Regions from separate parts of the Mus musculus genome. Here regions 1, 2, 3, 5, 6 and 7 are each linked to region 4. A link is a loop called in an ENCODE intact Hi-C map of the cell type or tissue named here. Cell type or tissue: heart. All regions are shown on one strand.

Evidence for each region. Peaks named below come from ENCODE experiments on the same cell type or tissue, not always from the same donor. Only the 100,000 strongest peaks of a DNase experiment are listed, where the experiment ranks them.
Region 1: it touches region 4 in a loop (4-fold over the local background); 13 of 42 quality-filtered maps call a loop at or near these places.
Region 2: a loop joins it to region 4, with 2.1 times the contacts of the local background. A loop is called at or near these places in 10 of 42 quality-filtered maps.
Region 3: a loop joins it to region 4, with 3 times the contacts of the local background. A loop is called at or near these places in 12 of 42 quality-filtered maps.
Region 5: it touches region 4 in a loop (7-fold over the local background); 25 of 42 quality-filtered maps call a loop at or near these places.
Region 6: a loop joins it to region 4, with 3 times the contacts of the local background. A loop is called at or near these places in 2 of 42 quality-filtered maps.
Region 7: it touches region 4 in a loop (2.6-fold over the local background); 4 of 42 quality-filtered maps call a loop at or near these places.

What each region holds. Positions count from the first base shown.
Region 1 is chr8:35,465,961-35,469,960 of GRCm38, forward strand. Eri1 (exoribonuclease 1) reads right to left here. Exons shown (of 7, transcript NM_026067.3): 7 at 1-3,410. The coding sequence ends at 3,168. Among named protein-coding and RNA genes, the nearest start is that of Gm51568, 28 kb to the right of the region's middle. In heart, no CTCF peak of the experiment used is centred here; no DNase peak of the experiment used is centred here.
Region 2 is chr8:34,964,186-34,968,185 of GRCm38, forward strand. It overlaps Tnks (tankyrase, TRF1-interacting ankyrin-related ADP-ribose polymerase), which reads right to left and starts at 1,505. Exons shown (of 27, transcript NM_175091.3): 1 at 829-1,505. The coding sequence starts at 1,480. In heart, a CTCF peak has its summit at 1,672; DNase peaks (open chromatin) are centred at 896 and 1,576; H3K4me3 peaks cover 2,419 bases; H3K27ac peaks cover 2,270 bases.
Region 3 is chr8:35,143,025-35,147,024 of GRCm38, forward strand. No RefSeq gene overlaps it. Among named protein-coding and RNA genes, the nearest start is that of Gm34419, 50 kb to the left of the region's middle. In heart, no CTCF peak of the experiment used is centred here; DNase peaks (open chromatin) are centred at 417 and 1,567; H3K27ac peaks cover 1,766 bases.
Region 4 is chr8:34,891,391-34,895,390 of GRCm38, forward strand. All of the region lies in intron 3 of Tnks (tankyrase, TRF1-interacting ankyrin-related ADP-ribose polymerase), which reads right to left. Among named protein-coding and RNA genes, the nearest start is that of Tnks, 72 kb to the right of the region's middle. In heart, a CTCF peak has its summit at 1,764; no DNase peak of the experiment used is centred here; H3K4me3 peaks cover 508 bases; H3K27ac peaks cover 1,446 bases.
Region 5 is chr8:35,157,778-35,161,777 of GRCm38, forward strand. No RefSeq gene overlaps it. Among named protein-coding and RNA genes, the nearest start is that of Gm34474, 59 kb to the right of the region's middle. In heart, a CTCF peak has its summit at 1,752 (motif pointing left); no DNase peak of the experiment used is centred here; H3K4me3 peaks cover 413 bases; H3K27ac peaks cover 1,139 bases.
Region 6 is chr8:35,203,668-35,207,667 of GRCm38, forward strand. No RefSeq gene overlaps it. Among named protein-coding and RNA genes, the nearest start is that of Gm34474, 13 kb to the right of the region's middle. In heart, a CTCF peak has its summit at 2,176 (motif pointing left); DNase peaks (open chromatin) are centred at 2,154 and 2,834; H3K4me3 peaks cover 1,204 bases; H3K27ac peaks cover 2,492 bases.
Region 7 is chr8:34,998,787-35,002,786 of GRCm38, forward strand. No RefSeq gene overlaps it. Among named protein-coding and RNA genes, the nearest start is that of Tnks, 35 kb to the left of the region's middle. In heart, a CTCF peak has its summit at 2,157 (motif pointing left); no DNase peak of the experiment used is centred here; H3K27ac peaks cover 261 bases.

The DNA of each region.
Region 1 (4,000 bases), 570 kb after region 4:
GACCAGTTTAGCATGACTCCCATGGTCTTTCCTGTTAACCCAGCTGAGAAAACCTATCCCTACAGCAGGACAAGCAGGTCTCTAAAGGCTACAAGAAAGGGCCTTGAGGCTGGAGAGATGGCCCCAGAGTTGAGTGCGACGGCTCTTGCAGAGGCATTGACTCAGGATCCCAGCACCCACATTAGGTGCTCATGGCCACCTGCAACTCCAGTTCTGAGGCGTCCACAGGAATCTAAGGGTACATGGTGCACATAAACTCTCCCAGGCACACATACACGCAGAAACACATGCTGAAAAAAAAGAAAACCTCTTCTTCCTGCTTTTGCTTGACCCAGTCAGAGGGAGAAGTGGAGAGAAAGAAAAATTTCCAGAGTCAATGTCAGTATTTAATACAAAATCAGACAAAATGTAGCTGAGAATATATACCAGTTTGTGTGGATTTGAAAATAATACAGGGGGAAAAATCAGTCTCAATGTCCAAGCAAGTAAAAGGAAAACAAGGAGATGACCATGGCGACTGAGAAAATAAAGCTTTAAGTAAGTATCAGCAAACACTAGCACCAGTGTAAGCCATCCCAGCAGTAACAAGAACCAGTATCTTTACACACAACGTAGGCAGGCAGGCTGCAGTAGTTTCCTTTCAAGAATTATGACTCACTCTATAACTTACAGACAGGTTATATCAGCAGAAAGCCAAATCAAATGGTTTGACAGAGACTCAGAGTGAGTGAAGATGGCGAAATACTTAGTAGAGCCAAAAGCATTTTAAAAGCTTGCAGTGTTAAGTTCTTTAAAAAAAAAATGTTAAGCACTTGATTAGGAAAAAATTTAAACAGCCTGATTTAAAAACAAAACAAAGAGGAAGGCATTAGTATGTCCTGCTATTCTCTAACTTCCCAATGGTAGTTTCCCTATTCAGTAGCAACTATGCAATCAGGTGACAAGCAATTATTTTTCTAGGGCATGAACCTGCCTGTGTCACCATGGCTTATGTGAGAAAATGAAGAGTAAGTCAGTCCAGAGAGCCTGCTGGCTTCTGTCCCTCACAATGACCATTTCCTGTCCCTTTGCTTCAAGACAGAGCTCACTGGGGAATGAAACCGCAAGCCTGGGTAGCAAATTCTCATGGTCCCAAGCGCATCGCTGTCGTTCCTCCTATGTCCGAGTTAGGAAACATGATCAATCTACTTGATTATAGTGGTGATGGACATAATATGATCACAATCATTAAGGAAAGTTGAAAAAACAAAACAACAGGCAATGCCAATGAGATGGGTCCAGGAAAGCATTAGAGGGGTTTAATTCCAAAAGCTCCCACTGTTAGCCTCCAGACAGTATGACATCATCATCTCCAGAGCACATCTTGACTTTAGAAGCAGGAATTACTTTCCAATATATACTGGTCACTCACCAAGACAAGCCAGGTACTTTTTACTATGGAACAAAACATTTCACCTCACAGTACTGAATACAAATGTTTACCATGAGCTCAAAAGCAGGGCGAATATACATTCACAATGGTGAGGGAAGGCAAGGAGCAAATCTTCAGATTTTCCCATTGATTTGTAAGTTATAGCTCTCACAAGTTCACTTGTATTTTCTACTGACACATTTTGGAATCAGGAGCTCATTATATGGCTCAGAGTGGCTTCAGATTCACCTATGCCTTAACTCTTGAGGACTGAAATTACACATCTGTGCTACCAGGCTGCCTTTTCTAACTTTCCATTAGTCTCACCAGTAATTAGACTTTTAAAAAGGATGTATATATTATATATACAACATTCTGCCTGCATGCCAGAAGAGGACAGCAGTCTCATTGTAGGGGGTTGGGAGCCACTATGTGGGTGCTGGGAATTGAACTTCAGGGCCTCTCAAAGAGCAGCCAGCACTCTTAACTTCTGAGGCATCTCTCCAGCCCAGTATTCTAAATTTAGTTATTTTATGTTTATGAATGTTTTGCCTGTTGGATTCTTTGAAACTTACAGATGGTTGTGAGCCACCATGTGGGTTCTGGGAATTGAACTTGGATCTTCTACAAGAGAAGCAAGTACTTTTAACCACTGAGCCATCTTGCTAGCCTCCAGTAACTAGATTTTTAACTAAATTCTATGACCTATTACAAGGTTTCCAGTTATAATATGAAACTGGTCCCAGTACTTTATCATCCTTGAGCTGAGTTGATTCTCTTAGTCTATCACGTGTGTTCTGGGGGTCATGTGTGTTCAGGGCTGTCAAAGTAGACACCTTTAGAAACAACTTCCTGGCTTGAATATAGGCTATACACAGATATGCCGAAAATGTTCCAAGAAGAAACACCTGAATTTGCTGCTCAGCAAGCACTTTGCTGAGTGGACCAGAGTGAGTGACGCAGGGGGGGACAGCTGCTGGCCAGAGAGTGACGCAGGGGACAGCTGAAGTTGCCTCCACCATCTCAGATCTTGGTTTTTTTTTAGCTCATGAGCTATGTAGCAAGGCCCACTATGGTTGTGTCTACATCAACTTGCAGGCTTTTTTTTTTCCTTGTCATTATTCCCTAAATGATACAACCATTTCTTTATAGTTTATTAAGTATAAGCTACCCAGAGATGATTAAAATATGTGGGAGAACGTGTAGGTTATATAGAAACATTATGCCACTTGAACTATAGAACTTCAACACTTGCAGAATCTGGTACCCACACAGCCTTCTTGGGACAAAGCCCTCACTTCACCTACAAACTTACAAAGTTAAAAGAACCACGTTTTACTTAAAACTCAATGGGCAAACACTACCTTTCAATCCTTTCCACATTTTCAAAAAATGTATTTAATTTCATGGTGGTAATGTAGAAATTCATTTTAAATTCCAGTATCAATAAGAACATGACATGTAAAGAATTTTCTGATAAAACTTCCATCTTAAAAGCCAAGGGACACATCTTGGACACCTTACATTATAAAATTCAGTTCTGAGCAGAGACTGGTTACTGTGTGTAACAAATACTGCTCAGATCAAAAGTGCTGGTGACAAAGAATTTGGTGTGTCCTCCCACAAAATGTCTGCATACATACCCATCTATCTGTAATTGTAATAAGATCTTAAATGTTTAAGGTGCTTGAAGGTTGCATTAACTCAGATTCATTCGCCTGCTACTTTTGTAGCAACTGATCAGACAAAACTGCAGTTACTTTCTACTATGTGGCATCTGTGGAGCTGGAGCGCCCTCTACTGGTAAGGATGAGGACACACTCATCAACTGCCCTCCAAGTATTTTTTCATTGATTCGAAGTTCACATCCATCCTGAAGCATCCGAATAGCTATTCTAGCAATGTTCTTAGAGTCATCGAGACCGCTGTGAGGCCGTCCATCATAATCCATTCCTAATTTTTCAAGCATTATTGTTAGTTTGGTCTGGCTTCTGGGAACCTAGAAAACAAAGAACCAAGTAAGTAATTAAGAACTCGGCACAACACAAAAACTTAAAGATAGCAATTATGAATATGTTCAAGGACCTAACAAGGATATGAATAAATGCCTGAACAAAGACGAGGAAAACACCAACAGTTGAGTGTATTTAATTTAAACCACTATTAAATTAAACTGCCAGGTGTGGTGAAATATGTCTTTAATCCTAGCACTCTGGAGGCAGAGGCAGGCAGATCTGTCTCTGTGAGTTTGAGGTCAGCCTGGTCCACATAGCGAGTTCCTGTGATCCTGACTCTAAAAGATCAAAGGGGGGAAATTTTTTTAAAAGAAAAGTTCAGTAAGTCAAAATTAAAATGAAATGGCAGAGAAGCTTTCAGATCACAAAGACACAGTAGGAAAAAAATAAAAAATCAAAGAAAACATTAAATTTTAGAAAAAGGAAAAACAAAAACTCCAGACTCAAAAAAATTCCAGGGAATCTGGGATGGGAGACTTTGAAAAGACCAACCTACAAATAATAGGTACAAAGAAAGGAGAAGAATCCTAGGTCAAAGGCACGGAAAATATTATTAACAAAATCATAAAAGAAA
Region 2 (4,000 bases), 73 kb after region 4:
CTGCGTTTCAAAAAGAAAACAACTACATACTCAGAAGGGGGATGGGGCAAAAAAAAGTTCAGTTCAGCATTTAGCAATCAGTGCCTATGTGGAGAGTTTCCCCGCCAGAGACTTCTTCCTAGATCCTTGCTCAAACAACCTCTCATCTTTGTCTCTAAGAAAATGAGCTGAGAGACAAGGTAAATACACAATGGACCTCAAAGCTGCGCCCTCGCTCTCGCTCTCTCTCTCGCTCTCTGTCTCTCTCTGCCCCTTATCATAAGGCACACAATACCCTTATCACTACTGTCTCCGACTGGCCCGCTGTAGTCTCTCCAAACAGACAGTCGACTTCATAGAAAACGTGACGTTTCACAAACCCCATTGTCTTGCGTTGTGTATCTTAAGAATATGAGAGATTCTTAAAACACTTGTTGAGTTACCGTACACTTCTTTTGGCCCGGGACTGTCTGTCCTCCGGGGACAAAACCGTGCCGAAAACAAAAACAAAAACAAAACTGTCTCACGAACGACAAAGCTGTCCCTAAAGCGACTCAAATGCAACTTGTCCCAGGCAGGCACACTCTGAACTGAAAAAGTTTTAAGCATGCCCACATCCAGGGTTGACCGCTACACAGAGTTTGCATAAGTTGAAGTACCACGGTTGCAAACACTGAGGGGTGAATTCACACCTCGTCCCCGCTTCCAAGTCCCCACCACCCATGCACTAAAAACTTCAGCTCTCGGGGTGAAGTCCTGCTAACAACCTGTAACTTCTTTGTCCTGGGTCCAATCACCCACCCTCCGCTCCGAACCCCGTAAACCACAATTCTCAAGTCCCAGACAGACCTGCTGCGAAGTGCAGGGGAGAAGACTTTCGGCCGGCCATGTCCTTGGCATTCACGTTCGCGGCGTCCACCAACCTCTTCACCCGGGACACGTCCCCATTCCGACAGGCCTCGAGCAGCTCCCGCAGGGCCCCACTCACGGCTGGGACCCCCGGGCCGAGGCCCGCCGCCCCGGCTCCCAAAGTTGCCGTGGAGCCAACTCCGGCCGCCTCGGGACTCTCCGCTAAGCTCGAGCCAGGGGAGGACGGGGAGGAAGACGAAGACGAAGTCGGGGAAGAAGCGGACGACGCGGAGTTGTTCCCGCCGCCGCCGCCGCCGCCGGCTGGGGTGGGAGCGACCCCGACGGCGGCGGAAGCTGCCGGGACCGCGGCCGGAGCAGCCACGGTGCAGACGGCGCCGTCCACCGGGTCGGGAGATCGCGGCCTGTCGGGCGGGTCCCGGCTGCCATCCCCCTCCGGCAGCGCCAGGCCGTGCCGCGGGGAGGCGAAGGGCGCCAGGCCGCCGGCCGTAGGCGAGGCAGGGGTGGGTCCCGGGGCCAAGCCCGGGCTGAGCGGCGGGGGAGGTGGCGGTGGCGGAGCCGAAGCCCCTGGGGCGGGCTGGAGCTGTTGCTGATGATGGTGGTGATGATGCTGAGAGCGACGCGACGCCGCCATCTTCCCACTCCCCCGTACTGTCACTGCGGCAACGGCGCCACCGCCCGCCCTCACTTCCGGATTCTGGACCAATCGGGATCCAACATACCCGGAAATGATTCCTGCCGAAGTGGGTGGAGTCCGAGAGAAGAAGGGAAGTATTGGAAGCTCAGAGAACAACCAGCCTGGGGGCGTGGCTTAGTAGTGGAGCGACGGGCTTTTGTGACGCCCTGGCGGGCTGGCTGGGCAGATTTGAAAGTTGTGGTGAGCCACTACCTGTCTGAGAAACTTCTGCCTTCCTTCACTTTCTGCGGGATTGCTTCGGTCGGCTTCAGTCTTCCCTCGGGTACCCGTCAGTCTGCGGTGTCTCCCTTCAGAAGAAGCTATTAAAGTGTAACTTATGCAAACATCTACCAAACGTCCTCGTCCGAAAATGGAATTAATAGTACCCACCTCACAAAGTTGTTTGCAGGAATGAAGTGAGCTAATGCATACAAACGCTCTGAAGAATAATTATAATTAGCACATTGGGAATATTTTTAAATGCAGTGTTAGATATCTCTCCACCTTACTGTCTCTTTGTACTGTCTCTTACGTCTCATTCTGACACGGGACAGGAGGGAAGGATAAGGGAACTTTATTCTCTAAGAGCATTTGTACTTAATACCGGAGAAAGGAATCCATGCACATACACACTGTCAATAGCTCAGTGTTGGGGTCTGAGAGTCGGATTATTGAATTTATACCCTAATACTGATTAGATCATGGACATAGCTCAGAATTATCTGAACTACATTATCTTTTTCTGTCAGCTTATAAAGGAAAACACACACACACAAACGACAATGAGATCTTTCTCAGGTGCAGGAAGTTCTGCCAGGTGATCAGGTCTGATTTAAGCCATTTTTGACATAACAGTTCATAATGACCTTTAATTTGATGGGCCCTATGTAAAGCTTTGTGGAATTCCTTAAGATTAACAAACCTCAGGACATACAGAACATAACAGGGGATGTGACCAGCATGACCCTTCTCTGAGTCAAACTATTTTTCTATGTCAAAGGCTGGTAGGCATATTACAGCAACAATATGAAATAGCTGGCAAGCATGGAACAAAATGGCCGCAACTATGCTAGTGGGTCAGGAGGACACACCGCTTGGTTTGTCTCTTCAGAGTTAAATCTGACTAAGGATGCTCTGAGAGGCATGCAAGACTCACTGGCATTGGGAGTATGCAAACCTAACTAGACAGAGAATAAGAAGGGACAGGAATGAGCAATGGGGGAGCGGGGTGGGGGAGGGGGAGCACCAGACGAGAATCTCGGAGACTGAGCAGACCACATGACATGAGAGACGTGGCCGTACTCTGGAATGACTGACTTCTTTCTTCTGCTTTGCTAGCGCAGAGACAACAGGTAAAGCAAGTCTCTAAAATGTTAATCCTGTCCTCTCAGATTACAGACACTTTGAAAAGAGCAGTTCAAAAATCTGTCCTGTCTCTGCTCCTTGGCGTTCGTGGCAATCGGCTGCACAAACTCTCATAGTCTGGTGAGAGTTTTCCCTGTAAGTTTTCTCACTCTGTGTATTAGTCTGGGTTCTCTAGAGTCACAGAACTTATGGAATGTCTCTATATAAGGGAATTTATTGTAATGACTTACAGTCTGTAGTCCAACTAACCCAACAATGGGCAGCTGTGAATGGGAAGTCCAAGCGTCTAGTAGTTGCTCAGTCCCACAAGGTTAGCTGTTTTAGCTGGTCTTCTGTTTACACTGGACTCCCCCGAAGAAGTAGGTTCCAATGGATATGCTGGCCAGTAAGTGCAAGCATGCGAAGAAGAGTGAGTCTTCTTTCTTCTAATGTCCTTATATAGGCTTCAGCAGAAGGTATGGCCCAGATGTGTGTACCACCATGCCTGGATTTGGAGCTCACAGTCCCAAGCTGGCCTTGAAATCAGATCTCCTTGCCTCAGTCTCCTGGGATTAAAGCAACTCCTGTCTGGGCCTAAGCTTTGCATGGTCACTGTGCCTCAAGATCTGAATCAAAAGTGTGTGTCATCTCCTGTCAGAGCTTGTGCCATCCACTCTCAAGATCTGGATCACAGGTATGCCCTCCATTTCCGGATTGTAGTTCATTCCAGATGTAGTCGACAACCAGGAACAGCCATCACTCATGCTCTGTGACTTTGCTAGATTCCAATTTTAAATGATGGTTTAGATTGTTGCAATTGAAATTCAAGCTTTGTCAGTTCCCGGCTGTGTACGTGTAAGCAGGTTATTTAAGCCAACATTCTGCCAGTTTCCTTTCTGCAAGACCAACACATTTGATTAAATGTTAATATTCTAACTTCGTACTTTTATTTCTCATCTTAATTTTAACTAATTATGAATTTTTTTTCTTTTCTTTATTTTTAAGTTTGACTCTCCCCCCCCCCATCCCTCTGCACTTTCCTCTCCTGTCCCAAACTAAGATAAAAACATGATTTCAATGCACCATTAAAGTGCCATTTTCTACAGATATTTTTTTTCTCTATCCTTCCTATTA
Region 3 (4,000 bases), 250 kb after region 4:
GACGCCCAGAGGCAGTCTTCCCTAGGTTGCTGTTTACAGAGTTTACAGCCACAGGAGATCTGACCTTCTATTGCCTGGCTCACACGGGGACCCCCTGTTGTCTGCTCACAGTTCCCCACTCACCACCTGGGCCTCTCTGGAGCCCTGTCTGAACCCCTGGGCTTGCCCAGGGCTGCTAACATAAGAAGTGAGCAGAAGGTTCCAGGGTGACCTGGGGAGTGGGAGGGGGATAGTAGGGATGTTACTCATCTGGCTGGGACAAAGATCTTTGGTCTGGTCCCAGGCTGAAGGCTGCCAGCATCTCTTTGCCCTTTTCCTCTGAGCAGAATGCGCATGGAACTTCCCAGGGGAACGGATTCACAGTCTCCCACAGACTCCCAGTGCTGCCAAGACTGATAAGCGGCTGGAGCAAAGCTTTGCCACATCTTGTTAGAGCCAGCTGCAAGGTAGGACTCTCTGAATGCAGAATCAGAGAGACCTTTGAAGTGCAAATTCCGAGCTACTGTAGGGTCTTGGTCTTATAAAAGGAGGTTCCCTTCCACCACTTGCACGGGTTGGGGGTGGGGGAACGCTGGGCACTTCAAATCACACACTGCCTTAGAGCCAAATATTAGCAGTGGGATTACCTGAAAGGATAAAATGCATCTGAGAGAAAAGGAATCCCCCCCCCCCGTGATGGCTCCTCATGGCTAGCAGCTCCTCTTCTCTGTTCGAAGCTTCGAGGGGTCCTGGCTTTCCAGTACCCCACGTCCACTGGTCTCTAACTTTAGAGACTTGATCTTTCCCCCACATCAAGGAACCCTGTAACTCCCGCTGCTTCATTCCTAGCCCTTGTTCACTCCTCTCCTCTTTGGTTACAAAAATAGACTATGCCTATTTTGGAAAGGGCCAAGCACCCAGGAGAACAAGCAGTGTAGACAGATGTAGGAGCTGGCAAAAATGAAATACACCTTCTTCCCTCAGGCCGCTTTGGTTTTAGCCCAGTGAAGTTCGTTTTGGATATTTGACCTCCCAAACTAGTTATTTCAGGCTCCCAAGTTTGTGGTAGTTTGTTGCAGCAGCCTCGGGGAACTAGAACAGGCATCTCATCTTTTATTAGTAGAATCCAAAGAGTTTATTATCTCCTAGCTACTGACAAGATCCCTTGGCTCCAAATCCATCCTGGCGTCAGTGTCTCAGACATCCGTCTTCCTGTGTTTCAAGAGCTTTATCTCTCTCTCTCTCTCTCTCTCTCTCTCTCTCTCTCTCTCTCTCTCTCTCTCTCACATTTCTCTCTCTCACCTCTGTACTATGCAGTTCAAGTACTCTTCCAAGGAGACCTCCCTGTCCTCAGCCCATGCCAGGTGAAATGTCATCTGCTTTCTTCGAATATGCACAGCATCTTTCTTTTGGTAAAGTGACCTGGGGATATTGACTTACTTTGTCTTTGGTGGCTCTTCAGCTGCCATGATGTGTAGACTTGTGTCAATCATAACTGAGTGGCCAGGCTCGTAAACCAGACCACTCCCTCAGACCAGAACTGGTGTCTTGTTTCAGCTGCTCTTGTAACCTGGGACGAGACCCAAATGATTAAATGAAGTCTTATTCTCATGACCTTGCCCCTCATTCCAAAGGCAGAGCAGCATCGGCCATTCCCAGTGGTGGGGGTTGGAAAAGCTAACATGGTAGAGAGGAGCCAAGGCTCCAGGGTCACTAATTCCCGAGATTTATTGCTGCCTTCTAAATAAACAAAGCCCTTGGAAAAGCATAATCTAGATGGATGGCCAAGAGGGGAAGTTCATTTTTCTGCCTTAACAGAATTTGTGTATCTTTTGACCATTACTATTCACCCTAAGAATGGAAGCAGACTGGCCAGTTCATTCTGATCGTCTAGTTAATGGCACTGTTGCAATGAATCGAGGGCTCCCCTCTGCCCATCCCAAGCAGGCCATGTGGAGGAGGCAGAATCCTAGTAAAATACTGATGGAGGGTCTTGATGGGCTTCTCTACCAAAGTGTGGGAGTCAGAGGCCTTGTCTCACTCAGTCTGTGGAAACTGGGCTCAGTTATTTTGTGCTGGTTCAGTAGCCACCATCTGTTCTCAGCATCACTGTCTCAGGTAGAAGGTACAGGAAGGCTGAAACAGTGCGTAGAGTCAGCAAGGGAGGGGCAAACCAATTCGAATATCCATTATTTTTAAACAAGATTTGATTTTTATTTCTAATGATGTATAAATAAATGTATGTCAGTTTGGGTGCATGGTGTGTATAGAGACCAGAAGAGGGGGCCTGATTCCTTGGAGCAATTGCGAGCTGCCTGAGAATGTGTTGTTGACTCAAAACACTCTGTTCTCAACTCCAAAGGGAAATAGTTTATCTGGAGCCAGCTTGAATGACCATGACCTAGGAACACTGGCTTAGGTTTCCCAAATTTCATGTTCGTATGTGGAAGCCATTTTGTGAAATTGTACAGTTTTTACAGAACAACGAAAGTCTAAAATAAAGTGGAGTTTAAAACACAACAGTGAGTACATCAAACAGGCGGCCTCAGAGATAGGGGTAGCTTTTCCATAAGCCTCAGATGCTATCTGATGCCATTTTAGCTTTTGGGTTGGTGGAAGCTAGTGGTCTGTAAAGTTAATAGGTTTGTTTCAAAAGACGTTAATCTATTATTATTCACAGGATGTTCTGACGAAGATGTAGGTAAGAAATGGAGATAAAGGCAGCTGCAGGTGAGAGAATTGGCCTTCAGATCTGCAACATCCCAACCTTTCCACATCTCTGCAGTTTAGTTTATGACTACCTAGGCGTTACATTTGCAGAATTCCCATTCACTCCTAGGAGCTAGAACCAGACTCTGTGGTCTACAAGAGCAGTGCAGGCTGGTGCCATCATCCTTTCTTGATTTTAGATCGTAGAAGTATAGAGTTGGTACTTGGAATGATGAAAAAATATCTAGAAATGAACAGCAGTGATTGTTGCCCAATATTGTTGAATATATTATATGCCATCAAACAGTGGCTTAAAATAGCTTAAAATTTCTCCAAAATTTCTTAAAAATGAAAAAAACAACTATATTTAGAGGTAAAACTTTTCTATTTTGTATATTTTACCACAATTTTCTTCAAAAGAAAGTGAGTCTACTTATCCAAATGCTTCTATCCCTTCTAAGACCTCCTTACCCCAATTTATAGCCCCAAACATGCATCTAAGCCTTCATCTCTGGGGTGTCTCTGGAGTGACCCATCTTGCTTTTTTATGAAGATGAGAAGCAATGTGTCCCACTTCCTGTAGCTACCCCAACAGTTTTTGATTAGCCTAAGGTCCTTTGTTACTTCTAGAAGTGGATCCCTCAGGGCAGAGCCGGGCTGGAGAAAGCCTTTTATATTTCTGGGTCAGACTTAATGCACTATTGCCACATTTGGGTCATTAAGTCTTCAGGTATCAACAAACTAGATCCTCAAGGTGGCAAGACATCAGAAATATCCATTATCATTCAAGCATTGCCTCAATTATCACTGTCTGTCTTGGTTAGGATTTTACTGCTGTAAACAGACACCATGACCAAGGCAACTCTTACAAGGACATTTAATTGGGGCTGGCTTACAGGTTCAGAGGTTCAGTCCATTATTATCAAGGCAGGAACATGGCAGCATCCAGGCAGGCATGGTGCAGGAGGAGCTGAGAGTTCTACATCTTCATCTGAAGGCTGCTAGCAGAATACTGGCTTCCAGGCAGCTAGGATGAAGGTCTTAAAGCTCACACCCACAGTGACACACCTACTCCAACAAAGCCACACCCACTCCAACAAGGCCACACCTCCTAAAGTCACTCCCTAGGTCAGGAAAATACAAACCATCACCACACTGTCCTTGTGACTTCTTGCCTGCCATGAATTCACACAACTCCAACATGGTTCCTGTCTCTGAAAAAGGTCAGATCCTTGGGATCACCTCTTCAGACAGTCTCTCAGAAACCAACCAGCAGAGACTCAGATAAAAATCGTTACACAAACACACACAC
Region 4 (4,000 bases):
GTCTCCCATAACAGATTCCTTAGAGCACCCAAGTTTCTTTCGCTAGCGCAAATGAAGGATGAGGAGCCTTAATGATAACAACACTGTGTTTGCTCCTTCGATAAACAAAAACAACAGCCAGGACTGTGATTGTGATTGCTTTAATGCAATAACTGTGCTGGTAATATCATTAAAGAAATGATTATACAAATTGTCTTAATATGGCCTTCTGTGAAAAATAGCAGGTATATATTAGAAAAAGAAGACTTTAGATCAAATAAAAGTTACTGTAAATTACTTTAAAATACTTTTAAAAAAACTTTAAGATTTGCAGTTATATCTTTCTTTGTATTTTGATGTAAAATTGAGCTATTTCAACACAAACTCTACAAAGATACCAAGGAGCAGCTGCTTAACTCCTATAATCTACTATTAATGAATATTATATCGCTTGTGTCTTGAATTGGAACTAGGCTAAAATCTAGAAGCTATCATCACATGTTTTCAAATGTAGAAGTTATTAAGGGAATCTTATACTAATAAAGTCAGTTCTATGTACCCCCAATTCCATATAGTAATCTGAACAATTTCAGAATCACAAAATTAGTCTTTTCAATTTCCTATAAATTGTAGTTCAATTGTTTAATAAATAACTGCACAAAAATCAAATTGTATCTTCAGGGCAAAAAATGGTTAAGAGTTAAAAACTTACCTTTATTAAACATTTTCTAACAGCGGTATGGAAATTAAACATACTAGGAATGTCATTTTATAAAGTCAAAATTAAAACTTAAAAAGCCCGAATAATTACAATCTAAATAATGCAAATTATGGAATACATCTATAAAGCCACTCATGTATTCAAAAGGTGTGTGTGTGTGTGTGTGTGTGTGTGTGTGTGTGTGTGTGTGTATACACATATATATATGTATATGCATGCCATGTTCAAAGACAACACTGTCACCTCTGACTTCAAGGAAGATTATCCTATTAAAGCAGAAAAAGAAGTAAGCAAATGATTACAGTAGATTGTGAGGAAATCCTATGAAATACTATTATGTGCTTATTGGCTAGTCTAAATGGGATTACTAACAGGCTAACTGGGGCTAAGGAAGCCTTTCTGGGAGAGAGAGACTAAAGCAGTTTTTAAAGACGTTTTAAAGAAGAAAGAAGCTTTCAGGTAAGGACTGAGAGAGAGAAGGAAAGGCCTGAGGGAAGACAAGAAGTGCTGGCTCTTTCTGGACAGCCCAGTGACACCTGCAGGACAATGAGACAGACTGCATGAAAGGACTAAGTTTGAACGTGCTGAGAAAACATTGGATGTTTTTTAAAGGAGGGTTGCAAAATCACTGTATTTAAGCATCTTCCAGCTTACTGACTACATAACTATTCCCACTTATGCTTCACTGCAGCACCCAGGGCATGGGGATGAGATAGCAGGCTCTGACAGCTGACATCCTGTACTATGTATACATACACTTGAACTCCAAGTGCCTACTCCTGATGTCCAAGTCATGGTGAAATAGAATTCCAATAAGCTAAGTTACAAAACAGCAAAGGACTCAGGCGCCTCAAAGTCCCAATCAGCCTATGGACAAAGGTCCTAATCATGCGCAGCATGCAATTTTGCCAAATGCACATTTTTGCAAAAATATTATTTCTGCATAGGCTGATAATAAGGCAAGAAACTTGTAAGTGTGCATTACAGATGACGTTACTCTTCCTGTTAGAGATCCAGGGCTTTAATCAGCTTTTCTGCAATACATTCCAGCATCCACTATCTGGTGCCCAAGGACCACAATCAGTCAACAGCCGAAGCCATTTCTCACACTCTGCCTCCCAGGAACTGGTACATAATGAATTTAGAGTCCTTTGTACACTGACAGCAAAGCCGAGCTGCTTACAGCAGCCACACCACCAGGTCTGTTTCACTTTGGCAGGGAGAGCATGGTGCTCTATGGACACTGGCCTTTTCTAACACACACACACACACACTCTCTCTCTCTCTCTCTCTCTCTCTCTCTCTCTCTCTCTCTCTCTCTCTCTCTCTCTCTCTGTCTCTCTCTCTCTCACTGAGGGGTGATAAGAGGTGTGCCGAAGCAGACAAAGAGCAGGCTGGAGTGAGAAGAGCTGGCTTCACATCCCAGTGTCATTATATAACACAGGGGAGTGAAAACAGGTAGGGACAATGTTTGGGTTTTTTTGAATAGTCATTAATACCAAATATTGATACATGCAAAAGGATGGGTGCCCACAAAGATACACAAATTAATGTTTTTAAAATGTTGTCAGGTCAAAAATCAACCTCCCCTTCCTATTTCTCTGATGCAGTCAGAAATAGCCTCTCTTTCTCTTAGGCTGCAGGGAAACTTTTCTCTTGGAAACCTACATATAGAAGCCATGCTTACTGATTTACCCCAGTGTTGACACTGTGAGGGTCTTTACATCCAACAACTCGCAGGATCAAAGCAGACCATTTTGTAAAACTGAGCCATTTTGTTTTTCAGAGATGGAATAACGTGAGAAGTTTATGAACATGGAAGTCACAGGTGTTAAAAGTAGTGAGAGACTGAAAAGAAACTCTGACCTCTGTTTTTACAGCACACTGTGTGTGCCCAGCAGTGACAGCTCACATTCTACATGAACTGAAAGAAATGTCACTGAAAAGTCACCTGTCTCCACTTCACCCGTCTCTCTGGCCTGCCTAGCCTGCTCCTTGCTACGCAGCTTAGGCTGGCCTGGACCTCAGTCTCCCAAGTCCTGGAATTACAGACATATACCACCATGCCCAGTGGCTGTCATATTCATTAGTTAATAAACTGATCCTGAAGCAGTCACATGAGTGTCTAGTTTCATACTCATCTATCAGGCTCCATAACTAAGCTAATGCCTAGACTAAGAATCACTAAATTTGAGCCTAGGAAGACAAGATATATGTACGCTAGAAGAAAGAAACTAAATTGTGAAGTATAAGAACATTTTATAAAGCAAAGAATTAGTAGCTTTAAATGATATAATGAACCAAAATTTTCCTATCAGAACTACTCTGAAGCACCGAGCATATAAACATGGACACCTGGGCACGGGAAGAGGAATAAAGGAAGTTCTGGGTCTATTCAAGTGACCGATGTGTTTCACACCTCCATAGCTTGCTTTAGTTCCTGGACTTATAAGGTGTCTCAAGGAAGAGCTTTGTACAGACCTCAGTCAAGAACCTCCACTACCAAGTTAATGCGGGGACTTCCCATTGCTAAGCGTACAGCAGTACCACGAACTGACTAGAACTGACTATTGATATTCCTGGAGAGTGCTGAAGAGTGCCCTGAACTTATGATAAGACAATACAGAAAGCTTTGCATTGAGGTACCATCATACACAAGAAATCGATTCTCTCAGCCAAACCCACAGCCTATTTGGGGGAAGAAGATATTAGTTTAGGTGATGTATTTCATTGTGTTTTGGTTTGAAGTCTCTGAACTAGTTACCTGGTTGTAGAAAGAACTTAGCCACATGACCAGGAAACAATCTACTCTCAAACCACTAAAGCTAGATCCTCCTGCACACCAATCTTCCAAAGCTACTCTATTACATAGAAACAAGGGTCTGGGGGGGGGGGCAATTAGCCTACTGTTTTCATTCTAAAATCTTCTATGACTATTTCCAAAACAAGGAAAAACCTACAAAGGTCTGTGACCTTAGAGCTCAGAATGGCCACTATTTACAAGTCATCCAATACTGATCCAATGGCAAGTGAAGCACTCTGCAATTAAATAAAAAAATCCAAGTATCATGTTTGCTCTGAAAAAAAGGAAGTAGTTTAGAAAAGTGAACTGCATAGTTGATCCTCTTGGCAATAGTTTACGCTATTCTGATGATGGTCTTTTGTTCTTTCTTTCCATTCTCCTTTCGTTCTTCCCTTTGCCTCCCTGGAGCTCAGTATGTTGACACAGGCTGGACTTGAATTTGTGCTGATGATCCCCAGCCTGACTCCCAACAATGGATTTACAGGTGCACCCCAGCA
Region 5 (4,000 bases), 270 kb after region 4:
AAATTTTATTTTAAACTGTGCTTCTTAAATGTAAAGATGTTTTCTTGTCTGCCCAAGTTTGTGGGCGAGCATATGGTCACAGCAACACATCCTGTCAGATCGATGTGGTGTGCCATGTGTTACCCTGTGTTTCACATCATCTCTGGTGACTGAAGAATGGCCCCTATCCTCCACCTTGCCTCAGCTCATGGAGGCAGTATGTGGGAGATGCGCAGCCTGCATGTCCAAGCCAAAGCCATCACTGAGTTTTGTTCTGCAGAATTGATCTTCCTGGGACAGCCTGATCTTCACCGCGGAAGGCATTTCCAGTGCGTCTCAGCTTTCAGTACATTCTCCTCGGCTTCTGCCTCTCCTCTAAGACACAGACATTTACACGCAGAGCCAGGATGAAGGGTGAGAGGCACGCCTCACAGTTCCCTTTGACTAATCATTTAAGAACCAGCATGACCCCGCTTCCCTTCCCGAGGCATGTCAGCCTTCTTCACAAAGAGATGGATTCTGCCGTTCAGAAATATTCTGATTTACCCCCAACTCTCTCTCAGCCCATTTCTGGTCATTTACAGAAAACAAAACAAAACCAAAAAACGACCCAGGTTGTTCACAATCAGCAATATACTCATTTCAGGAAAATTCTAAAAGCCAGTGAGGCAGTCATTTAGAATGTGAGCTTCGTATCCCACAGCTCTGAAATTACACATAATGGGCAAGCTCCCAAGGCCAGCTCACAAAAGCCTACTTACCTAGCTCCACAGACAAACCACGAGGAGTGATGGGTTTCTGTCGGAATGCCTGGCTTATACCAACTGGGAAGTCGACAGGCAGAGTAAAGTAAGTCTTGAGCTTGCTTCTACCTCACTGTTAGGATTTGGAAGCTGGGTACCAGTGAGCCAGCCCCCAGAGAGGTCAGAGATGGTTACTAAGTCACCTCTCAAATCCTAGGAACTTCCAAAGGACCAGATCATTCTAATTTAGAATGCAGAGCCTACGGATGCAGAGCCTCACTCAATTCAGTAGCCTGAACCAAGCAGGGTCAGATAAAACTGCTGCTCTAGTCTGCGCTTTCTCCTGGTCTTCCTCTTCACTGACTATGTCCCAGCCTTGGAAACATATGCATGCTACAATTTTTTCAACCAGAAACAAAATTACTCTAACAGCAAAGATGACCCATTTCTTAGTGACACACAGTGACGAGAAGATGGCGACCGGGCAGAGCAGTGTCTGAGGGCTGGTCCTACTCAAGAAAAAGGCACGGTTTGGCTGCATGAGCCCTGTAAGACAGTGGCTGCTTGCTTGTGAAATGAATGCTGTACCTGCCCATACTTCGAGCAAGAAGCCACCAAGTTCTTTGACCTTGTGCACGGCTCAGATTGATGCCATAATCCACCGAATATCGAGGCAATTCGGTAGCAGGGTGGAAACACTCTGTGCGGTAGAGGAGAGAGAGAGAGAGAGAGAGAGAGAGAGAGAGAGAGAGAGAGAGAGAGAGAGAGAGAGAGAGAGAGAGAGAGAGAGAGAGAGAGAGAGAGAGAGAGAGAGAGAGTTTGGCCTTTCTGGATCACGTCGGGGAGCAGTAACATCTACCCCTACAGCACCAGAGTGGAAACCTAACCAGAGAATCCTAGAAAAGTTAAGAGGGTTGGTTGGTGAGTTTTGTTACAAGAATCACTGCGTAAAGCCACCTATTTCCTGCTGCTGCTTTCCCTTCAGACTCACAGCGCCTCCTGGTTCTGATTTCGGGGCCGCGTTTCAATCGCCCCCTGGTGGACAGCAGGAACATTACTTTGGAAGTGGATGTAGGAGTGAAATTTCCCTTAAAAAATGCTTCTTTGGTCAAGGCTGACCAAATCATTGGGCAAAACTAGTAGATTTTTAAAGAATGTAGGTAGCCGAAGAACTCTCTGTCTTCCCAGGACCCTCCGCCCCCACCCCGGTGCTCACTCTGGAAAAGACGTGTGTCTGAATTTACCCTGCACATGACCTTGCCAACTAGGGATCCAACCAACAAGATGTGTCCAGATTGTGGTGACCACAGAGCACAGTGCTCATCAATAGAACGGCCTTTTCTTTTCTTTTTCTTTTTAAAATTGATTAAGTTATTGATTAACATTTAGATCGAAGCTTCCCCTCCCACCTCTCTTCCTAGCCCCTCCCTCTCATCCCCACCCCCTCCCGTTAGCCTCAGAAAGGATACGACCCCCTTGGCCATCCAATCATCTTTCACAGGCCTTGAATATCAGATATCCTGGATATTAGACATTACATTATGATTCATAACAGAAGAAAAATTACAGTTACGAAGTAGCGACAGAAATAATGTCATAGGCGGGGTGGGGATGGGATGTCACCACAACATGAGGAATTGTATTAAAGGGTTGCAGCATTACGAAGGCTGAGAGCTACTACTCTGGGCAGTTGGATAGCCATGACTTTTGCTTCCTCCTCTAGGGTCAGTCTTTGCCAGCAATCTTGGGGCCCTCCCCTGAATCTTTCTAACAGATGAGCAATCAGTCAAGAACGTGAACAACTTGCTCCAAATCCCAGGAAACTGTTGAGCATCTGACCGTGACAGAAAGGAATGAGACATGTTCCCATCATGACAAGCTGCTCACCAGCACTGCCTTGGAGCCGGGCTCAGAGAGAACCGGCGGCCTGGCTGGGATTTGCTGGGGGAGTGGCCAGTGCAGGCTGCTCCATAGGCAAACACCCACGCCCCTTCTGGAGCGCGCCACCCTTACCTTGGGCTCTAGCTCTCACGGAATGTTGCGGTTTTTGTATTGCCTGGGTTTGTACAATAGCGATACTCTTCCGGAGAAAAGACTAATGTTGATACCAGGAGCTAGAGGGAGGAGGGTCAGACGTTTAAGATCACCCTCAGCCATGTAATGAGTTAGGGGTTAGCCTGGGCTACATGAGACTGGCTGCCGTTAAAAAAGCGAGGGCGCCTGGAGAGATGGCTCAGCAGTTAAGGATGTTTGCTGCTCGTCCAAAGCATCTGGGTTTGGTTCCCTGAATCCATACTGAACAGCTCACTACTGCTTGTAACTCTAGCTGCACTGCAGCTGGTCCTTTAAGGAGTCTGGACTACAATGGAGATCTGCTATTGTTTCTTTCCAGCTGTTACAGGAAGGCAACTTTTGTTGCATTAAGGTCCTGAAAAATGTAGGGACACACCCTGTGAGGGTTTGTATGTTTGGCCCAAGAAGTAGCACTATTAGGAGGTGTAGCCTTGTTGGAGTAGGTGTGTCACTGTGGGAGTGGGCTTTAATACCTTCGTCCTAACTGCCTGGAGGTCAGTATTCTGCTAGCGGCCTTCAGATAAAGATGTGGAACTCTCAGCTCTTCTTGCACCACGCCTGCCTGGATGCTGACATGCTCCTGGCCTGGTGACAATGGACTGAACCCCTGAACCTGTAAGCCAGCCCCTATTAAATGTTGTCCTTCTAAGACTTGCCTTGGTCATGGTGTCTGTTCACAGCAGTAAAACCCTAACTAAGACACACCCTATCTTGTATTCCTTGACAGTGGGTACAGGAAGGAGAGGTTTACCTGTGAGACCCACAGTGGAGATCCAGGAGCCACTCGAATGTGCTGTGACAACTGCTCTTCTTCTTTGGGGTTATAGTTTACTGAAGTTCCTGAACCCTGCTCCCCCTCTGCAGCCCAAATCAAGTAGAGCTAAGTCCTGACAGTTTGTTTTATAAATCTCGGGCACAACTGAGCCAGCTCAGAGTCTTCTACCTCCTCCGACAGTGTTTGAAAGTTTCTCTTCTGCACTTCTTAGAAGGCATCAAGAGGCAAGGCAAGGATTAAACCGTTATTCCCTAGGTTCTGGGCTGTGCTCTTAGCAAAGGGACTGGGCTATCAACTTCAAATTGCATGAAAAGTGCATAAGGACTGGGCTCTGCACCAAGGCTGGCTCCAGCGCTGGTCCATCAGCACCAATCATGCCACGCCCAGAGGAGGCTTCCATGTGCAGGGTAGCACGTGAGCAGGGATGCTG
Region 6 (4,000 bases), 310 kb after region 4:
GTTTCCAGACCTTTGTCTCAGCCTTGCAATCACCTCTAGGCATTCTGGGTAAGCAGACAAACAAGCACGAGGCTGGGCGAGCAGGAACCACCCCACCGATTTCCTTTTTCAGACTTTCTTCATCAGGGAATTAGGACAACAGCGACTTAACAACAAGGGTTTGGTCTCCATAAAATTATTAATGTCACTTGAAAATACAGTAAGTTGAAAATTCACTGCGTACAGTTAAAGCAATCAGGTCACGGTAGAGCTTTCTTTCTTCCTGTCAGGGCAACAAGGCTGATGGGAGCTGAAGCTTCCTGCCCCACCCAACACGTAGAGGAGAGCCATTAAAAAGTCAAGATATGGTGTCTCCTGAATGGACATTTCATTCTTGCTACAGGAATAATAGTGATAATAATAATAATAATGTCAAATCATTAAAATTCAGAAGCCTGAGTAGTCATCAATTTATATTAATAAAGGTTGAAAACTCAGCCCCACACGAAGATAATCATAGACCATGGAAACTAAATGGGACAACAGGGTTCAGTTAGTCCCCCTCGCCCACATTTCACAAGGTGGATACAGACAGGAAGATATGCTGAGCTCAAACAGCAAAAGACTTGGTGGAATCCTGCAGCTATTTCCTCTAGAGGACAGAGACACAGTTTAAGGTCCTTTTTAAATAGCCACCATTTTCCAGTTTGGCTCTTTAGCAGCAGGACAGCAAGCAGAAGGACGGGCACAGAAGTGAGGCGAGCACTTTGAAGCGACAGGCACAAAGGGAGAGGGGCGTGAGGAGGCCACCTGAGCTTAGTTAGATAAATTCCTCTCTAAGCAAATCCTCACAGACAGGAAAGGGCATAAAATATTTATGTATGAATGGATATATTGAGTTGCTCATGCCTTTTTAAAAATGTCGTAATGTATGGATGCAGTTATATATCTTAATTGCTAATTCAATAAACATTATTAGCATCTACTAGACTAAACCCGTAGGGATTAGAGTAAAAGTGAGGATATAAATATTCATAACGAGAAGGGCAAACATTCACTGACGGTTATGCTTGATAGGCTGGACAAGCCTTGGCTTATTTACCCAGAACACTAAGTATGGTTCTTTCCCCACTTTATAGGTGAGGAAATGGAGACTTAGGGAGTGACGGAACCTGCCCGTGGTGGCAGAGCTGGAAGGTCTCAGGGCAGGTGGGTGGCAGAGCTGGAGGACGGTAGAGCTGAGGGTCTGACTCGGACTAGTGGGGTCCCTAACCATTAGGCTCAAGAAGCTTACATGAGAACTCTTCCCCACGAATTTGGACTAGACTAGGTGGAACTCATCCGAGCAAACATCACTCCCGCCAGGTCAAGACTCACAATGAAGGGAAGAAAAAAAATGAGGTAGGGGTCTTCAAATGGAAGAATGGAAAGGAAGGCTTCGGGGAGGAGGAACTCACAGGCAGGGGTGAGCAACGCAGGTGAGAGGAACGTGGGAAAGTGCACCTTAGAAACGGTGGGGCGGGGCTTAGCAGCCGCAAGCAACACATGCTAAGAAATGATGCGAGGGTTGGACTGCTCACATCCCAAGGGAATCAGCGCGTCTTGAGTTCAGTGTAAGAGGAACATGTCTTGATGCAACGAGGATGGAGCAAGATCTGGAGATGACAAGGTCACTAGTGGCCACTGGAGCGCCTCTTCATGGAAGCAGGCAGCGCGGCTGTCTGTCTGTCTAGCCTTCGAGTTGTGAGCTGCCAAGAGCTGCGGAAGCTGCAGAAAATAATTCATCTTTCCTTCCCATTCCCTTGGGTTTTAGCGACTCTGGAGTCTGGAGATCAGCAATAGACTACAACCAGGAGGTCTGTAAGGAAGGGGAGGCGTGACCAAGGAGAGGCTGGCTCCTAAAGGAAGCGTTTCTGTCCAACGTTTCTGTGTAGTGAGTCTGCCTTCAGAGAGCTGAGTGCTTGTTTAGCTAAGTCATAGTTTTCACACTAAGGACCATGAACCAGGCTAAACCACAGACACCAGCCAGCTGCATGACCCCGGTGCCTCTGGCAATGGCTGTTCATCTTTTCTAGTTTGCAGCGTGGGTTTTGTCTCATTCCCACTTCCTGCCCCTAATTCCTCTCTAACCTCCTGCTGTTTCCTCTGTTCCTGAGGGTTACCCATGTCATTCCTCACACGTTGGAAGCGCAGCGCCCCCTTGTGATTATGACCACTTACCTTGGACACTCTCAGAAAGCTGAACAAAGCAAAGAACTGTGGCTCCACCTCAAAAACTCGCAGCCTTGTCCTACCAGCTCCCCAAAACCATTAGCGCCACTGAATCGATTTTATTTACTAAAGTTTAAGATCCACTGTCCTGGGAACGGAGATCCTGGGAGCATAGCAGCTCAGAAGAAGGCCCAGTGACAGCCGTGGACACGCCTCCACTCTTCCCGTTTTACATCTCAGATGTGTTTCCCTTACCAGGGATCAGTTTCTGAGGATGGAAATGGCGTCTCCAGCTCCCAGAGCCCAGGGGACATTTATTAGATACTGTGAAGATGACTTATTGTTAAAGGGTCCCCTTCCCTTCTTTCTTTCTTTTTCTTCTTCCTTCTCTACTGCACCCCTCCCCCCCAGCCCTGGTTGGCATTGAGCATAAAACATAGGTTTTAGAAAGCGGTTAATGTTTAAAGGGGAACTCATCAGGTTAGGCAGGGCATGGGCAGGTTGCTCAACTGACAAACAAATCCACCTGCTTTGTTGCTCCCTAAGCTAACAGGAAGCAGCCAGGAGATGGTCACTCACCCAGCAGTGGCTCACACCACCTGGCAAGCCACCGACAGGGCGACAGCACAGCGTGCTGCAATAGCAAGAGGCTATAAATAGACTTTTCTAAGAAGCTGCGGGCTGGTGCTGGACAGGCCTGATGCGGAGGCCTGGTGTGTTGCCCTTCAAACAGATAGGGAACAGTTCTAGAAGGACACTATAGAATGTAAGCCTCCTCCCAGTCCCTCTTCTTTCCTATTTTGTTACCTATGCCTGAGAGTCTCCATTGGGCTCCTAATTGCTGGTTCCTAGCTTAACAATACTGGAGACAAGGGCAGAAATCCCTTGGTAGGTCTTCATGAGGGGAGCCTCGTTCTTATTGCCCCATACTTGTCTAGCTTCTTACTCCTTATGCATGACCCTCTCTGTTGGTCGACTGATGTCCTTCTCGCCTTTTCCACAAGACTAATTCCCCTACTCCTCCATTTGTTCATGTTTTCCCTGTTTGGACTCTTTGAATGCATTCCCCTTTGTTTATAATTGTGGTCTGCATTTTAAGCACATACACCGGTTCTTTACAGACCAAATACATGCATGTCTACCAGTCTGTGTGAAATATAAGAAAAGCTTACTTTTCATGGATAACCTGTGATAAACAAACATGAGCAGGAGTTTTATATTCTTCCCTGCCCACCACCAGGTCATTTTGCAGATTCTGTAGCGGATATCACTGAGCACAGTACCAGATCACTGCTGGGCTCTTGAGGTTGGTTCCAAGTCATGCATTTATCCACTCATTCATCATTTTAAGTGACTACTGTGCTCAAGCCCTGGGCTAGGCTTGGGAGCTAATAGGAAGGAGGCCCAACCTCTATTGCTCGGGAGCTCAGACTGTGGGAAGAGAGGTACACATAAAATAACTCCTTAAAGGGAGAAGAGAGAAATAACTGCCCATGAGAGTCAGGAGAAGCCTCACAGAGGATTATTTGTACTGTGGTGAAAGAAGAGTGGGGGTTTGCTCTGTTATGAAATGGAGAGAGGCCCTTCTAGCACAGGGAATGCAAGGGCACAAAGGTGAAGGAGGAGACAAAGGAGGAGGAGGAGGGGAGAAGGGAGGAGGGAGAAGGAGGAGGAGGAGGGAGAAGGGAGAAGGGAGAAGGAGGAGGGAGAAGGAGAAGGGAGGAGGGAGGAGGAGGAGGGAGGAGGGAGAAGAAGGGAGGAGGGAGAAGGAGAAGGGAGGAGGGAGAAAAAGAGGGAGGAGGGAGAAGGA
Region 7 (4,000 bases), 110 kb after region 4:
GCAGCATGTGACTATACCTAATGCCACCAAGTAGTTGTCAAAAAAGGACTGGCAAATTTTATGCTATTTAATCACAATAAGAAAATTAAGCTTAATAATTTGATATTACTGTCCTTTTTTCTTCGGGGGCTGGCCATTAGTAGGTTGCCCATGCCATTGTGAGGGACCCCACATGCTCATGTGTGCAAGATTCGTTGGCATTTGGTAGATTATTTAAAAGAAAAAGGAAAGAAAAGGAAAGGAAGTTAGGTGGGAGACTTGTTGAGGAGTCTTGGGGGTAGATGTGATTAAAATACATTGTATGCATATATGATATTCTCAAAGGTAATTAAATTTTTTTATAATAAAAGTTCTTGTTTTGGATATGGAGATTGAAGTAGCCACCTTCTGTAGCCAGGTGGGATTTCCAGCGGAGGGAGGAGGGGACATTAACCCACCCACAAAACCTATGACCGAAAATTTGTCCTGCGTACAAGATGCACAGGTATAAAGAGGGAGCAGAGATTGAGGTGAGGGCCAACCAATGACCATCCCAGTTTGAGACACACCCTATATGAGAACCAATCCCTGAGATTATTTATGAAACTCTGCTCTGCTTGCAGGTGGGAACCTAGCATAACTGACCCCTGAGAGGTCTCATTCATCAGCAGATGGAAACAGATGGAGAGACCCACAGCCAGACATCAGGCAGAGGTTGGGGAGTCTTGTGGATGAGTAGGAGATGGACTGAAGGAGCAGGAGGGGTCAAAGACACCACAAGGAATCCTACAGAGTAAACTAATCTGGGCCCATGGAGGCTCACAGAAACGGAAGCACCAAGCAGCCAGCAGGGGCTGAACCTAGGTCTTCTACACATTTGCAGTGGGCAGCTTTGTCTTCATGAGGGTCCCCTAACAACTGGAGCAGGGGCTGTCTCTGACTCTGGTGCCTGCCTTTGGATCCTGTTCCCCTAACTGGACTACATGGTTGGGCCTCAGTACGAGAGGATGCACTTGGCCTACTGCGATTGGATGACCCAGGGTGAGGTGGCATCCAAGCAGGGGGCTTTTCCTCAGAGAAAGGGAATGAGTAATGGGGGGTGGGGGGTTTGTAAGGATGGAACTGGGAAGAGAGGAGTGACAAGAGGCCACAATCAGGATGTAAAGTGAGTGAGTGAATAAATACCTATCTTCAAAAACAAAAACAAAAACACAAAAACAAAAACAAAATCAGTGTTTTCTATGTGTCCAAAGTATGTATTTCCAAATGAGGACCACTTAACCAACTAGGATATAGTGACACTGAGGCCATTTACTTTTTAGAAGTCACCTCTATACGTTAAGCTGTGGCTAGGATTGTAGTTGACAATGCAATACTTTAAAATGTTTCCTAACGGCCTGGTTGATGAGGGTTATTTTCTGTACAGTTACAGTCAATGGTTATTATACAACGGGAGGTGACAGCACTGGGAATAACTGGATGCTGTGGCAGTGGGTTGTGCAGTCTGTCATTTCTTAACTAATTTTGATATTAAGCCATCAAGAAGCCTGTTTTAGTTTCTTCAGTGTGCCATAAGGAACACCTCATAGTGTCTTAGTAGAGACACCTTCCTTCTGAAGCCAGGAGAAAAGCTATTTCTTTCCCTCCCTTAGCTTCTGGTCCTTACCTGTCCTTTGGGATTCCTTGGCTTTTTCCATGAGCATCTTCCTTTTGACATATCTGTCTCCATGTTACAGTTTACCCACTTTCTAAGGAGTTATTGATAGTTGATAGATTCTGGAGAGAGAGTCTTTTTTTTTTGGAGAGTGGTCCCCTGGTAAATTAACCACGCTCTGGTAGATGGCCTTAAACCCATTAGTTTGAGCACAAATTGAACTCTGCAGGTTATTTAACAACAACAGAAAAAAGAAACACATGGAGTTTGGAAGGAGGATCTGGGGAGAATGGGGTGAATATGATCCAAATATATTGTATAAAATACTTAGAGAATTAATGAACTATTGCATTTTAAATTTCCCCTCCTTTATAAGGACACCAATCACATTGAATCACTTGTTAAACCAATGACCCATTATGCTCCTTTAGCTCCAAGTCATATTGCACTCAACAAACAAACAAAAAACACAGGATGGCTTACAACCATCTGTAATGGGAGAGGAAGCCCTCTACTGGTGTGTCTGAAGACAGTGACCCACAATTGAAATAAATAAATATGAGAAGCTGTTTGAATAATTAAACACCATTCTACAGATTTACCAGCCTTTTATGGGGAACACTACCCTCAGTATGTGATTATAATGGCTTTAGTCCTCAGAGTGAACATGCATCAACATATATAACTCCTATACAAACAAAATGGGTTTGGTCCTGGAAGTCAGAATTGCCACTGATGAGAAACAAGCTTCAGCATCGTGAGACCAAATTACATAAGTGTTTTTTTCCAGATCCGTGTATGTTAAATAAAATCCATATTTCCAAGGTGGCAGCAACCTTAGCAGAAACGTCATCTTTTAGCAAATGGTCAGAAGCAAATGTGCATAGTTTTGGAACACATTGAGGTGGCCTTCTGGCATCTCTTTCCTCTCAGAAATTTAGTACCCACTTGGCTGCTGTGATTCTCTCAGCTGTCTACAATGTTTCTTTCTAAATTGCGCTTTAGCAGCAACCCACCCCCACCCCCCAGGCAGCAGGCATAGATTTTTTTAAGACCAGAAAGCAGAGGGCCAAATGACCTACTAAAAATAGCTACATTCCTGGGTCAATTAAATCCAACGTGACATCCTTGGTGCATGCGTAATGTGATAATAATAATGGTCTATTTCTTAGGCTGTGGTGAGGAATAACACATTAGTGACTGTAAAGCACTCTGAAAATAGAAAGGGTTCAATAAAAGCTTGTAATTATTAATGGTAACTATTCGAGACTGACCTAGAAATTACCGTTAAGTTATACTATGTATCTTGTAATCTATTCTTCTTCTTGTAATTTTTGGTCTTCCGGCTCCATGTTCTGTGCAGAGAGGGATTTTAGGAGGCTGTACCGCAGTCCTCAGGAGGCTTCTATGTTGGAAGCTTAGAAACAATACTTACCTTAAAAGAAAATACTTTTAGATTTTATTTATTCATTGAGAAAGAGAGAGATGCACACACACAGACACATAAAGAGAAATAGAGAGAGAGACAGACACAGACACAGACACAGACACAGACACAGACACAGACACAGAGACACAGAGACAGACACAGACACAGAGACACAGAGACACAGAGACACAGAGAAACAGAAAGACAGAGGTTTGTATATGCTGTACCCAAGGAGTAGCACTATTTGGAGGTGTGGCCCTGTTGGAGTAGGTATGTCACTGTGGGTGTAGCTATAAGACCTTCATCATAGCTGCCTGGAATCCAGTATTCTGCTAGCAACCTTTAGATGAAGATGTAGAACTCTCAGATTCTCCTGCACCATGCCTGCCTGGATCCTGCCATGCTCCCACCCTGATGATACTAGACTGAATCTTTGAACCTGTAAACCAAGTCCCAACTAAATGTTGTTTTTATGAGTTGCCTTGGTCGTGATATCTGTTCACAGCAGTCAAATCCTAAATAAGGCAGAGAGTATACACACATGAAGAGGTCAGAGGGCAACTTTATATGTTTTAGATAACAGGGTTTGAACTCAGCAAGCGTCTTACTTATACCATGCCAGCCTAACACTTACCTTTGAGTCTCTTGCTTACAAAACATGTTTGGTTTTGTCTACGGTTAAAATTGGAGATAAAATCCTCTCCCTCCTCCTCTCCCTTCCTCTGCCTCCCTCTCTTTCATCCTCCCTCCTGTCTTTCATTCTTTTTCCCTTTCATTCAACAATTAATTGCTGAGCATTGAAAATATAGACACCCCCCCCCCTCCCAGCCCTCAGGAACTAAACCACTAACCAAAGAGTACACATGGATGGCCTTGTTGGACATCAGTGGGAGGGGAAGTCCTGTGAAGACTTGATGCCCCAGTGTAGGGGAATGTTG